3 separate regions of the Homo sapiens genome follow, and all the other regions are linked to region 3. Evidence: chromatin contacts called from ENCODE Hi-C or POLR2A ChIA-PET data. All regions are on one chromosome and are shown on one strand. The core of a region is the stretch at or near the end of the contact, and the rest is flanking DNA. Distances in the headings are between cores, read along the strand shown.

What was found. A loop is a pair of places that touch in the nucleus more often than their neighbours do. ChIA-PET counts read pairs that join two places held with the same protein, here RNA polymerase II (POLR2A). Pooled maps may share reads with other maps.
Region 1: a map of ascending aorta shows a loop between it and region 3 (6-fold over the local background). The contact joins the promoter of SENP2 here to the promoter of FXR1 in region 3. A Hi-C loop is called at or near these places in 2 of 168 maps with a recorded cell type or tissue (ascending aorta and naive thymus-derived CD4-positive, alpha-beta T cell) and 9 of 50 pooled maps. POLR2A ChIA-PET finds 5 or more read pairs at or near these places in 1 of 52 experiments (naive thymus-derived CD4-positive, alpha-beta T cell).
Region 2: a loop to region 3 is called in a map of CD4-positive, alpha-beta T cell, with 8 times the contacts of the local background. The contact joins the promoter of TMEM41A-DT here to the promoter of FXR1 in region 3. A Hi-C loop is called at or near these places in 2 of 168 maps with a recorded cell type or tissue (CD4-positive, alpha-beta T cell and naive thymus-derived CD4-positive, alpha-beta T cell) and 5 of 50 pooled maps.

The regions. Positions count from the first base shown.
Region 1 is chr3:185,584,653-185,589,137 of GRCh38, forward strand. SENP2 (SUMO specific peptidase 2) reads left to right here and starts at 1,643. Exons shown (of 17, transcript NM_021627.3): 1 at 1,643-1,862. The coding sequence starts at 1,762. RefSeq lists enhancers at 1-501, 502-1,120, 1,121-1,739, 1,233-1,282, 1,323-1,722.
Region 2 is chr3:185,496,042-185,500,482 of GRCh38, forward strand. It overlaps TMEM41A-DT (TMEM41A divergent transcript), which reads left to right and starts at 3,108. Exons shown (of 3, transcript XR_924792.3): 1 at 3,108-3,729. It overlaps TMEM41A (transmembrane protein 41A), which reads right to left and starts at 2,994. Exons shown (of 5, transcript NM_080652.4): 1 at 2,802-2,994; 2 at 787-940. The coding sequence starts at 2,920. RefSeq lists a silencer at 2,976-3,115.
Region 3 is chr3:180,910,168-180,914,443 of GRCh38, forward strand. It overlaps FXR1 (FMR1 autosomal homolog 1), which reads left to right and starts at 2,503. Exons shown (of 17, transcript NM_005087.4): 1 at 2,503-2,569. The coding sequence starts at 2,519. RefSeq lists enhancers at 1,494-2,149, 1,965-2,114, 2,685-2,774 and silencers at 2,134-2,428, 2,435-2,534.

The DNA of each region.
Region 1 (4,485 bases), core at 393-2,892, 4.7 Mb after region 3:
TCCTGCCTCAGCCTTCCAAGTAGCTGGGATTACAGGAGTGTACTACCATGCCTGGCTAATTTTTGTATTTTTTTTTTTAGTAGAGATGGGGTTGTCTCACCATGTTGGCCAGGCTGGTCTTGAACTCCTGTCCTCAAGTGATCCGCCTGCCTTGGCATCCCAAAATGCTGGGATTACAGGCGTGTGCCACCACACCCGGCCTGGAATGCTGTCTATTGAGGAAAGGAAGAGGCTGTACTGGGGAGTGCCAGCGTTGAAGTTCAAGCAAGTGTAAAACTCTGGCCTTAACTGAATCACAAGTAGGAAACAAGTTAATCAGGAATGGATTTGTGGGGCATGAAAACCTTTGAGGATTCTTAGGATTGTTTGGAAGAGGGGACTGGATTTTCTATCACTAAATAGGGTGGGATTTGTTTTACAGTTGATAATTTTTTGATGGGGTGCGTCAGGGTCCCACTCTGTCACCCTGGCTGGAGTGCAGTGGCGTGATCACGACTCACTGCAGTCTCAACCTCCTGGGCTCAAGTGATCGTCTCACCTCAGCCTACCAAGTAGTTGGGACTACAGGTGCGTGCCACCACACCCGGCTAATTTTTGTATTTTTTGTAAAGATGGGGTTTTACTATGTTGCACAGACTGGTCTCAAACTCCTGGGCTCAAGCTATCTGCCCACCTCAGCCTCCCAAAGTGCTGGGATTAAAGGCAGGAGCCACCGCGCCCGGCCTATAGTTGACAATTAACTAGAAGTGTGACATTGGAATTATAGAGGGAGAGTAACGAGACTCATTACTTACTAGCCCAGGGTAGGAGACATTAGTGGGCCGCAGGTTTCATCCTTAAATTTCTGTGAAGCCTTTCTTGAGGACATCTGCCCTTTCCTTCTCTCCCTCAGTGTGTGGTTTTCCTTTCTCTGGCTCCCACTGCACTCTGCACATACCTTTATCACAGCAACCACTTACGGTGTATTGTAATTTGTAATTATCTATGTACATGTCTCCAAGTAGACTGACCTCAAGGGCGAGGGACTGGCGCTGGTACTCAGACCCCGGGTTCAAGTTCCAGCCACGTCTCTAGCTAGTTTTGTGATCTTAGACAAATAACTTAATCGCTCTATGCCTCAATTTCCTTGACTTATAAAACTGGCTTAAGACTCTCTGTCACACGCCATTGCTGGGCATATTAAGGTGACAATGCGTGAAAAGTACGAGGCAAAAGGTAAGTGCAAAATAAAGGGCGCCTAAAACGGTAAACGTGTGTTAATTAACCTGATCTACCTTTACATGTGCATTCAGCAAACACTGAGCACCTAATGTCCTCTGGGACCCCGGAACGCCTCCTCCGGAGTGGAGCAGCCTCACATGTGGCCTGTGGGCCTTGTCCCACGGGCCGGCTCCGGATTGGCTCCGCCGAAGAGAAAACCCTGCCGACAGCCCTTCCGATCTCGTCAGCGATTGGGCCGGGACCGTCCCACAATTACTCTTGTTGCTGGGCTCGGAAATAGGGAGCGGTGCTAGGTTGCGCGTGCGCAGATTGAGAATGGAGCTTTCCGGTCGGGCGGGAGGAGGTGACGTCAGGAGTGGTGGCGGGCGGGGGCCTCTGGTAGCCCTGGGGACGCTGTATCTGTGGGCTCTTGAATCGCGTCACAAATCAGCGACCGAACTCTGGCGGTGGTGGTTAAGACGGCGAAGGCGGCAGCGGCGGCGACAGCTCTGGGGTTTGCGTCTCGGGGTGTGTCGGCCGCCGCTGCTGCTTGGGCCTGGTATGTACAGATGGCTGGTTAGGATTCTCGGCACCATTTTCCGTTTCTGCGACCGGTCGGTGCCCCCTGCCCGGGCCCTCCTGAAGAGGCGGCGCTCAGACAGGTGAGACGAGAGGGGGCTGAGCGCCAGCCTGGCCTTACCCCCTCCCCCACAGCGGGCTCCTCGGCCGTGATAGCTTTGATTCAGCCAGGCTCACCCGAAACAGGTCGCCGGGATCCTAGTGACGTAGTCGCTCCCGCCAGGCTGTAGGGAGGCAGCTCCTGATGAAGGAGGAGCTGGTCGTCTTCGTAGCGGCCGGTGATGGCAGGGTCTTTGACATTCTTGTCAGAGGCCAAGCTGGTTGCTGATAACAAATGGGGCTTTGCCGCTCTTAGGCTGAACACTAACATTGAAGGAATACTGTCTTTGTTGTGGCTCACTGTTTACAAAGCACCCTCGCAAGTGTCATCTGCAGACATTAAGTGCAGTTGAAGTGAGATTCATAGCTTGCCCAAAGCCGTTTTGACTGCAAGTACTGTCCTTGCAGCAAGAAACAGCACCTGTTTTGTTCCAAAACAGCTGTCAAACAGTCTGTGTGTTTGGGGCCAGAAGGGTTTTGTGCTTTAGAATTAGTGAATGAGTAAAAAGGCTTAGGTGCCTCACTCCTTTAAAACAATCACTAGTCTGTACTCTTAAATTCGGTTAAAATTTGGGGGAAACGCAAAGCTATTCTTTTCTTTTTTTCTTTTTCTTTTGGTTGAGACGGAGTCTTGCTCTGTCGCCCAGGCTGGAGTGCAGTGGTGCGATCTCGGCTTACCGCAACCTCCGCCTCCTGGGTTCAAGCGATTCCCCTGCCTCAGCCTCCCAAGTAGCTGGGATTGCAGGTGTGCACCACCACGCCTGGCTAATTTTTGTGTTTTTAGTAGAGATGGGGTTTCACTATATTGGCTAGGCTGGCCTTGAACTCCTGACCTCAAGTGATCCGCCCACCCCAGCCTTTGGAAGTGCTGGGACTGCAGGCATGAGCCACTGCACTCAGCCCCAAAAGCTATTCTTATTTAGCATCTACTCTTTGGAGTGTCCCATTTTATTGTATCGACCTCCTTACCTAAAAATCTGGAAAATAAAATACTATACAAATTCTATGCCCCCTCTTCAACTTTAGTGATCAAGTGTTAATTTTTTTTTTTTTTGAGAAGGAGTCTCGCTCTGTCCCCCAGGCTGGAGTGCAGTGGCGCAATCTCGGCTCACTGCAAGCTCTGCCTCCGGGAGTCACGCCATTCTCCTGCCTCAGCCTCCCCAGTAGCTGGGACTACAGGCGCCCGCCACCATGCCCGGCTATTTTTTTTTTTTTTTTTTTTGAGACAGAGTCTCATTTTGTTGCCCAGGCTGAAGTGCGGTGGCACGATCTCAGCTCACTGCAACCTCTGCCCACTGGGTTCAGGCGATTCTTCTGCCTCAGCCTCCGGAATAGCTGGGATTACAGGCGCCTGCCACTGCACCCGGCTTATATTTTTTGTATTTTTTTTAGTAGAGACGGGGTTTCACCATCTTGGCCAGGCTAGTCTTGAACTCCTGACCTCGTGATCCACCCGCCTCAGCCTCCCAAAGTGCTGGGATTACAGGCCTGAGCCACAGCGCCCGGCCACTACCGGCTAATTTTTTTTTTTTTTTTTTTTTTTTTGAGGCGGAGTCTCGCTCTGTCGCCCAGGCTGGAGTGCAATGGCGCGATCTCGGCTCACTGCAACCTCCGCCTTCCAGGTTCACGCCTTTCTCCTGCCTCAGCCTCCCGAGTAGCTGGGACTACAGGCGCCCGCCACCACGCCCAGCTAATTTTTTGTATTTTTAGTAGAGACGGGGTTTCACCGTGGTCTCGATCTCCTGACCTCAGGATCCGCCCGTCTCGGTCTCCCAGAGTGCTGGGATTACAGGCGTGAGCCACCGCGCCCGGCCCTCGCCCGACTAATTTTTTGTATTTTTTAGTAGAGACGGGGTTTCACCGTGTTAGCCAGGATGGTCTGGATCTCCTGACCTCGTGATCCACCCGCCTCGGCCTCCCAAAATGCTGGGACTACAGACGTGAGCCACCGGGCCCGGCCGTTAATTTCATTTTTTAAATTAAGCCTCAATATCAAGAAAAGTGGAAGAAGTGTTCATTTGTGGGAGCTTGAGAGAACAAGATGTCTAATACATTAGTCTGAGAATGCAGGTTATTGATGAGATTGGTTGTTGGCTAAATTGCATCGTGTGTTCCAGAGATACATGGTTTTGCCTTATTTTTCTCTCCTATCTTTCCGTTGGGTTGATATAAGGATCATTTGAGAACGTGGTGTAAAGTGCCTAAACTGATGCTTAATGTATATAAGGGTAGTATTTGTCTGTCCTACTCTGGGGCCTTTTGCAGAGTCTGGTGCATGATAAGCACTTGGTCCCTATTTATGGAATAAGGGAAAGCTAATTTCCTCTCCCTTGTCCTCTCCTTGATGTGAATCCCTGCTAGTCAGTGGAACATGGTTTGGCGATCAAAACCTTGATCTTTACTATACTTTAGGTGTTCACATCCTTAATCCAAAACAACACTTCTCAGTGTAAACCAATTTTCAGTCAAAATGAAGCCCGGCAGGGCTTGTTGGAATGTATAAAGTTATGAGCTGAATGGAATCCTGGGATCTCATTCTATTCATTTTTTTTTTTTGCATGTGTGAATATAATTGATCATAAGGGTTCAGAGAGATGATGAGTAATA
Region 2 (4,441 bases), core at 1,858-4,357, 4.6 Mb after region 3:
ATCTATGCAGTATGTTAATACCGGGGTTCCATGTTGACCAGAGCTCTAGCAGACATTTGAAGATGTCTTGGTTTAAGAAAAAGGGAAAAGTGAACCAATACTTCCTAAATGCATTTTGGTTGGTAGACATCATCCTGACAAAACATGGGATCCAAGAGAGAAAGTAAAAGGAAGCCTTGGAAGTGGGAAGCTGGGGAGCCGCTAAGCACTGTGTTAAGTGCTTGACTACATGTCCTGTGTAATCCTCACTACATCCCTGAGTCATGCCATCCTTGCCCCATTCTACAGGTGAGAGATTAAGTATCCTCCCCAAGAGCACAGCAGGCAGAGTCAGGGTTCACCCTCAGGTCTGGATGTGGAGCCCCCACCAAGCAGCAGCTGGCTCTCTGCCCTGAAGAGGGATCAGTTCAAGACAGAAGACAGACACAGGGCAGCCTCAAGGAGTCAGCCCCTGACCCCGAGCCCCACACACCTCCCCTGCCTCTCTTGGACATGTTTGCTTTTCTTCTAGTTTCCGACAAGGAAACTGTTTGAGCAGGTCCAGCCTCAGCCTAGAGGAGAGAAACAGGCTGGGGTGGGAGAGGGAAGCAGTACAAAAGGAAGCTGTCAGTGTCTCCCACTTCGGTGCTCAATCCCTCCGTAAGTGCTGAGGGCCACTGTGTGCCAGCCCCGATACACCCACTGTCACTTTTAATCATCCCCACACAACAATCCCATGAGGTTACAGGGGAGTATCCAAATTTTACAGATAAGGAAACAGGGTTGGAGGGAGGGCAGGACACTGACCAGGAAGCTGGAGCCGGGGATGGCAAAGCCCTGTTTGTAGAGGTAGGCGCCGCAGAAGAGCAGGAACACGTAGGCCTGGTGCTCCTTCCGGTACTCTCGAAGGACCTCAGAGAGCTCCCGCAGCTCTGCCAGGTCGGAGGGGAACCACAGCGACCTGGGGATTTGGAAAAGCAGATGGAAACATGAGTTCAGATCAGTCCAGTGCCCATGAAAGTCACTCGCTGTGTCTTCTTTTCAGAGTAGGTTTATAAATATGCCCATCATCTGATCTGCTGGGAACACATACACTCCCAATGACAGATGACCTGATACGACGTTGCGGAGACAGACAGGAGAGCCCTAGTTTGGAAGCAAGAGACCTGGGTTAGCATCCCAACCCTGCTACTTTCTGTTTTACGTCCTTGGACTAGTCCCTGAGTCTCTTTCCTTATCTAAAAAGTGAGAGGTTGGTGCTAAACAGTCATTAAGTTCCCCTTTAGCTCTGGGATTTTAGAATCTGTTCTTAAGAGGCAAATGGATTCATTTCCAGGCAAGTTCTAAATGTCTCAAATTGCCTTCCTTTCAAGGACACTGCCTCCCCCACAAACCAAGAACAATTCAGACTTCAAACTGTTCCTGAGGTGCCAAGTAAAACGACTTTTTAGCATTCACTATAAAGCCAATTAGAGATTCTTCAGGAAAGTATATCTATCCCATAGGATAAATGTAACTTTTTTGATAATATGTCAGGCTTGAATCGAACCCTTTCAAAGAGCCTACTATTTAACTCTGCTCTTAATCTGGTCCTCAATGCACTTTGAATCCTGCCCAAGGGTTATAGTAGCAAGGCTATCTTGCCTCTGCCATCTGAACAGTCCTTGAATCCATCACTGATTAATCATGAGCAAACCCTCCTACTTCTCACGAGAGTTTCTCTCGGTATGTCCGACACCCACAGCAGAGCCTTCTTAGCTACAGCAAAAGAATACAGTAACTGAAAACAGCTGCCTTAATAGTCAAATATCAGTAATTCCCTTAACCACGCAATGCTGTACTAGGCACACTTCCATGCACTTTATAAAGAGTATGCAGCACTCACAAAAACCGGCCAGGTAAGTATTGCTCTGCCTCCTGCCTCGACCAGTCGTTCATTAGAAGGGGAAAAGGAGGCCAGGCGCGATGGCTCACGCCTGTAATCCCAACACTTTGGGAGGCTGAGGCAGGCGGATTACCTGAGGTCAGGAGTTCGAGACCAGCCTGGCCAACATAATGAGACCCCCCCCCCGCGTCCCTACTAAAAATACAAAAATTAGCCGGCCGTGGTGGCGCGCGCCTGTAGTCCCAATTACTTGGGAAACTGAGGCAGGTGAATCGCTTGAACCCGGGAGGAGGAGGTTAAAGTGAGCCGAGATCGCGCCACTGCACTCCAGCCTGGGTGACAGAGCAAGACTCCGTCTCAGAAAAAAAAAAAAAAAAGGTAAAAGTAGAGACAACCAGGAAGACGGGCAGAGTCGATAATTAATTCGTGAATAATTTAAAGTTGTCTATGCAATATTTCTCCTGAAGATCTAATGTCTAAAGTCTCAAGGGCAGACCTGACGTAAGTGGGGTGGGGAGGAGGAGAGACAGTTGAAAGTGGACTTGAAGAGGCTGGGGGCCCGCACGGGGGCGAAGGTGGGCTGGAAATGGGGCCCAGGGCTGGGACTGGGAAAGCAACGGCGCGGGCAGGCTCAGCGCCGCGTCTCCCTCGGCAAATCCACCCAACCAAAGGCACCGCGGCGTGACGCCCTGCACACCCTGCAGCCAGCACCACACAGGTCCCAGTCAGGCCCGGAGCCGGGCTCCCATCCACCCTTCTGTCCGAGACCGTGCGGACGCGGGCCCGGATACCAGACCCGGATTCCAGTCCGATAAGTGAACCTCAATTCCCAACGCCTCCGATACCGGAACCCGAATCTCCGAATCTCCGATTCCCAGCCCCGGTCCTCGGACCCGGCTCCCTTCCTCTGACCCGAACCCGGATTCCCGCCACGCACCTGCCTCCAGCCTCCTCGGTGGAGCCCAGTCTCCGCCCGCGGGGCAGTCGCGTCGACAGCAAGTACAAGGCGAAGGTGCAGCCGGCGAAGACCAGAAGGAGGCCGAGAAGCGGGCGCATGTCGGCTCCGCACCCCGGCCCGCGGGGCAGCCGAGAAGCTCACTTGCACTCCGGGACGCAGCGGCGGGCGGACTGAGCCCGCGGAGCACGTTCACTGACGGACCAGGGAGGGGTCCGCGCCGAGACCCGCCTCCGAACCAGGCCCCACCTCCTGAGCCAGGCCCCCGCCCCCGATTCTGACTCCGCCCTCTCTGTCCTTCGGTGGAGACTCCGGGAAAAACCTGCCTCCCAGTCTGCCCTCTCTCCGTCTGTCTGTGCTTGTTTTTCTACGTTTATCCCTGTCGCTTTCCCCACTTATTCTGCAGGCATGGCGCGCCCCCAGTGCCGGCTTGGTGCCAGGGCTGGGAGATCCGGGGGTGAATCGTGAGCCCGGCCCACAGCGAGCTTGCAGTCTAGAGATCAAGGCAGTCTTGTCCACAACCTGCTGTCACATAAAGCAAATGTAGCTGGTGTAGCACCAGGGGCTGCAATCAAGTGCGGTGGGGCGGCAATAGTGACCACGGAAATAATCAGAATTGCTTTTAATTCAGCTCCTACTATATTCCCGCATCCCTGAGCCTCACAATCATCCTCCAAGGTAGGTATTTTTGTCTTTCTCTAACAGATGAAAACTCTGAGTTTCAGAAGAATTAAATGACATCCCCCCAAAAGAGAGACAGTATAAGAATCCAAGTCAACCTGAGTCCAAAACCAGTGGCCCTTAACACTGTGTGGCTTTATGGAGGACATGGAGTTTAAGTTTACCTTCAAGGATGAGCAACACTTTTCTTCAAGCAGAAAAAGAAGGGAATGGGTGAACACGGTCCCAGGTAAGGCACCAGAATCCAGTTTCAGTGAAGCCTAAGGTATATGAGAAATAAGTGAGAATCTGGGGACAAACAAGAGTGCACTGAAGGCAGGCTAAGGAGTTAGATTTTTAATAATGTAGATGAGACACCAACAGAGGTGTTTAAGTAAGAGAATGATTTCGTTCCTGTTTTAGGATGTTCGCTTTGGCAGATGATTAGAATACGTGCTGACTTGATAGCCACAACTGTCCTGATAAGAAAGTACGCCGGCCTGGCTGGGCATGGTGGCTCACGCCTGTAATCCGAGGATTTTGGGAGGCCCAGGCGGGCGGATCACTTGATGTCAGGAGTTCGAGACCAGCCTGTCCAACATGGTGAAACCCCGTCTGTACTAAAAATACAATAATTAGCCGAGCATGATGGCATGTGCCTGTAATCCCAGCTACTCGGGAGGCTGAGGCACGAGAATCGCTTGAACCTGGAAGGCAGAGGTTGCAGTTACTTTCCCGACATTGCACCACTGCACTCCAGCCTTGGCGACAAGAGCGAAATTTTGTCTCAAAAAAGAAAGAAAGAAAGCACTCAGGCCTGACCCAGGACCACAGCAGTGGACATGGAGGGAGGAGGCTGGGGGTAGTTGGATTGGTATGATATGTCACTGAGTAAACGAAGGAAGGGACAGAAAGAGAACTCCAAAGTGTCAAAAGCCTGGACAACAGAGAGAAAGCATCCT
Region 3 (4,276 bases), core at 1,253-3,752:
ACATTATACTAAATGAAAGAAGCCAATCATAGGCCAGGTGCAGTGGCTTACATTTGTAATCCTAGCACTCTGGGAGGCTGAGGCGGAGGCAGTGGATAACTTGAGCTTAGGAGTTCGAGACCAGCCTGGGCAACATGGTGAAACCCCATCTCTACAAAAAATACAAAGATTAGGCTAGGCGGGCGTGGTGGGTGGTGTCTGTACTCCCAGCTACTTGTGGGGCAGGGGGTTGAGGCGGGAGAATCACTTTAGTCCAGGAGGTGGAGGTTGTGGTGAGTGGAGATCAAGCCACTGCACTCCAGCCTGGGCAACAGAGTGAGACTCTGTCTCAAAAAAAAAAAAAAAGGAAAAAGAAAAAAGAAAGCCAGTCATAAAACAACACATATTCCGCGATTTCATTTATATTAAATATCTAGACTAGGCCAATCTATATAGGTAGAAAACAGGATAGTGATTTCCTAGGGCCTGGGGAGCTGGGGTTAAATCTAGAGTGAACGCTAACAGGTATGGGGTTATTTTTGCAGTGATGAAAATGTTCTAAAATTGACTGTGGTGATGGTTGCACAAATCTGTGAATATACTAAAAACTACTGAATTGTACATTATAAATGGGAGAATTATATCTAAAGAAAACTTTTTAAGAAAGCAAATGGGACATTATAATTCTGAAGGATCACAATGAGATACAATATAGAGTGTTAGCATAAGGTGCCCTTAATAAATGGTGGCTATTACTCATTGATGGGCATTTAGTTGTTTACATTTTTCTCATGATGATCAACACTTTAAAAAGAACATCCCAGCCCAGTGTGGGATGGCCAAGAGTTCAAGGTTACAGTGAGCTATGATTGTGCCACTGCACTTCAGCCTTGGCGATAGAGATCCTGTCTTAAAAAAAAAAAAAAAAATAGGCCGGGAGTGAATACATAGGCTGGGCACGGTGGCTCATGCCTGCAATCCCGAGGCAGGCAGATCATGAGGTCAGGAGTTCCAGACCAGCCTGGCCAACATGGTGAAACCCCATCTCTACTAAAAACACAAAAAGATTATCTGGGTGTGGTGGTGCGCGCCTGTAATCCCAACTACTCCGGAGGCTGAGGCAGGAGAATCACTTGAACCAGCAGGCGGAGGTTGCAGTGAGCTGAGATCTCATCACTGCACTCCAGCCTGGGCGATAGAGCGAGATTGTCTAAAAAAATAATAATAAATAAAATAAAATAAAATAAAATAAATATTGTAGTCCTAGCTACTCGGGAGGCTGAGGTGGCAGCATCACCTGAGCCTGGGAAGTCCAGGCTGCCACGTAATCACGCCACTGCACTCCATCTTGGGTAACAGAGTGAGACCCTGTCTCTAAATAAATAAATAAATAGAATATCCTGTACATAACAACAGTGAGCACTTTCACAGCCCTCATTTTTTCCCAGAATCTTCAGAGATGCAGACGTGCTCATAAAATGTTGTGTACATTTTATTTTTTTAGAATCTGAAAAACTGGGTCAGTGGGCGTTTCATGGGAAGTATAGAATGTTAGCAAAGTATCCTTTCTTAAGTTTTTCTGCGAAAACGGTAATAATGTAAGTATAACAAGGAGCACTTATAGTATTATTTTCCAAAGCCCTTGCTTAGGGAAGGAGCTTCAGTATTAAGTTGTTAAAATCCATACCCAAAGTATTTGTTATGCTTACAAAACTGGAGATGGTTCTGCTTTGATCCTATTTGCGGAAATTTGCATGCATTTAACAGAGGAAAACGTGGTCTCCTGCTCTATTAAGTTTGTCTGACTACTTTTAATAAGGCGAATTCACCTAAACTCTGTTCTAGGGTGTGAACACAATTACTTGCCCTGAAAATACTCAGTTTGACTTTTAAAGAGCTAAAGTGGTAACAGGTGGGGAGAGGGCTAGGCCAAATTGTTTGAGGGGGTGTGGAACTGTGGAATTTGAGTGAAGAGAAGGCCCAACTTTTTTTAAAAAAAGAGCGGGGCGAAATAACTTGGGGCACAACAGTATGTCTATTTTGTAGGCATCCCTCTTCCCCAGGGCAACTGGAGCCCAAAAAGTGGGTGAGAAAGCCATTCCAGGGCAGCCAGCACTTCCAGAAGTTTAAGGTCAGGATGCCGGAGCTCAGGGGAATGCCGATGCGCCGGGCAGGCTGTGCCTGGGCAGTTCATTCTGTGGCAGCTGGAGGCACTACTCGGCCGCCGCGGTGCGAACTGCGGGCACTGTGGGGCGGAGACCTAGGGGCGGGTCAACAAAGGTCGGGCGATTGTGTCTGGAGGCAAATCCGACGTAGACGGCGGCAGGCGGAGCCCAAAGCCGGTGATGCAGGGTGCGCAGGGATCCCACCTGGAGAGTCGGGGCGGCACGTTGAGACCCCAGGGGTGAAGGGCGGGGGATCCCAATCCCAGCCCTGTTTTCCCCTCCCCTTTCCCCGCCTCCTTCTCGCCCCTCCCCCCTCCTCCCCTCTGGTTGGAAAGTTTCTAGAATCTCTTCCCAGCGGCCTTTGCGGTTCCAACATGGCGGAGCTGACGGTGGAGGTTCGCGGCTCTAACGGGGCTTTCTACAAGGTACTGACCGTTTTGCCACTTTGTCGAGTGTTCTGGGTGCTGGAGCGCGTTTGAGGGAGGGTTGGTGGTCCCAGAGAGTGAGGTTTGGGGTCGGAAAGGCAGCCAGGCCAAAGCTCGAGGCCGCTGGATTCCTTGCTTCTCCCCCCTCCACCCGCGGTTTAACGGTCTCGGGGGCCGGGGCTCCGTTATGTTTTGAAACAACACGTCGGACACCTCTTGCATTTTCCTAGTTATGAACCCTCTTGGTTGCTAGTGCGGTTCTTGGCGGGCCGGTGGGAAGCAACTGAGTGGCTGCTGGGCGGCGGGAGCTCCTTCGGAGCAGGCCCGAGCTCTGGGAGGTGGGGGAGTCGTGAAAGGAGGCGGTGGGATTGTGTGGTCTCACCCGCTCCCCCGCCCCTCGAACTGGGCCGGGCGGGAGCTCCTCAGCCCGCTCCTCCGACCCCTCCCCACCCCTTGGGGCGGGTGTATCGCGGAATCTTTGGAATTCACCCTTGTATTTGAGTTTTGGGCCAACAAATCTTTAGTGTCTGAGGAGAATGGGGGTACCGGATTGAGGGTTAGGATCAAATACAGAAAAGCAGAAAACCTTGAATTGTGGCGGGTTGGAATATTTTTGCGGCCTGGGAAATTGGGCGGCGCCTTAGCCCCTCTATTACGGAAGAAAAGGAGAGTTGTGAGCTTTAAAGTAAGATTTAAAATGCGAAATGGATCAGGGAGATAGGTGGAGAGGTGACTAATTTCTTTATATCACTGCCCCTGTTTTTGGAGGGAGGTTTTGTTTTGTTTTGTTTTTTCTCCCACGAGGTTTTTTGTTTGTTTGCTTGGGAGGAAGGACATCCATTACTATGGAATCGGGGCTGAAAAACGTAAGAGGAATAGAGTAGAGGAATTTGGTGGGGCATTCAGCGTTCACATATCTGAAAATGAAATCCTAATAGTTTATTTTTTGCCACTATAGCGTTCTTTTCTCCTTATTTTCCCGAAATACGCCAGGTTGTTAGAAGATCAATACAGAATCTCCCCAGCTGTTGTCTGTCAGTCAATCTCACTAAGCCAGCATCTCAAATGTTTGAGAGTCTTGGCTATTTTTATGAAGGGCCTTCTTCTAATACATGAGTATTGTGCGTATGCAAAGTGAATTCTCACAGGTTTTCATTTCAGCGTACCTTTTATCCTATGGGTTTTTATTTTATTTGGCCACGATTTTCTATTTTCAGCATTTTGATTTTCTTTTCTTAGTTTACTGATTAGCTCTGTGGATTTGGTTTAACTGTCACGTGGTACCAGCATAATGGGGAATCACAGCGTATAAAGGATCCCCCTAAGCTTTTTGCAAGTTTAAATCTCCTTAGGTGGTAAACTTAAAGTAGGAACAGTGCCTGTTGGAAATGAGACTTTATGTTAATGCGTGAGTAGTTAACATTGACGTTCTCGGTTTAAGACTTGATGTCAGACCAATGACCTAGGTGAAATTTGAGTACATAGTTAATTGACTTTTGTTGTTATTGAAACCTGGTGGTTGCTTTCCCTGGACTACTGCAGATACAGTTCGCTGGGTAAGACGGCGAAAAGAATAGACTTATCTATGTTTTTCCTATCAATTGTAGATAAGTCGTTTTGCATCACCCCCCACCCCTTTCCCGAAAAGTTTTAAATTCTCACTATTTGGCCCTGTAGTTCTTGTATAAGGGAGGTATGCATTTTTTC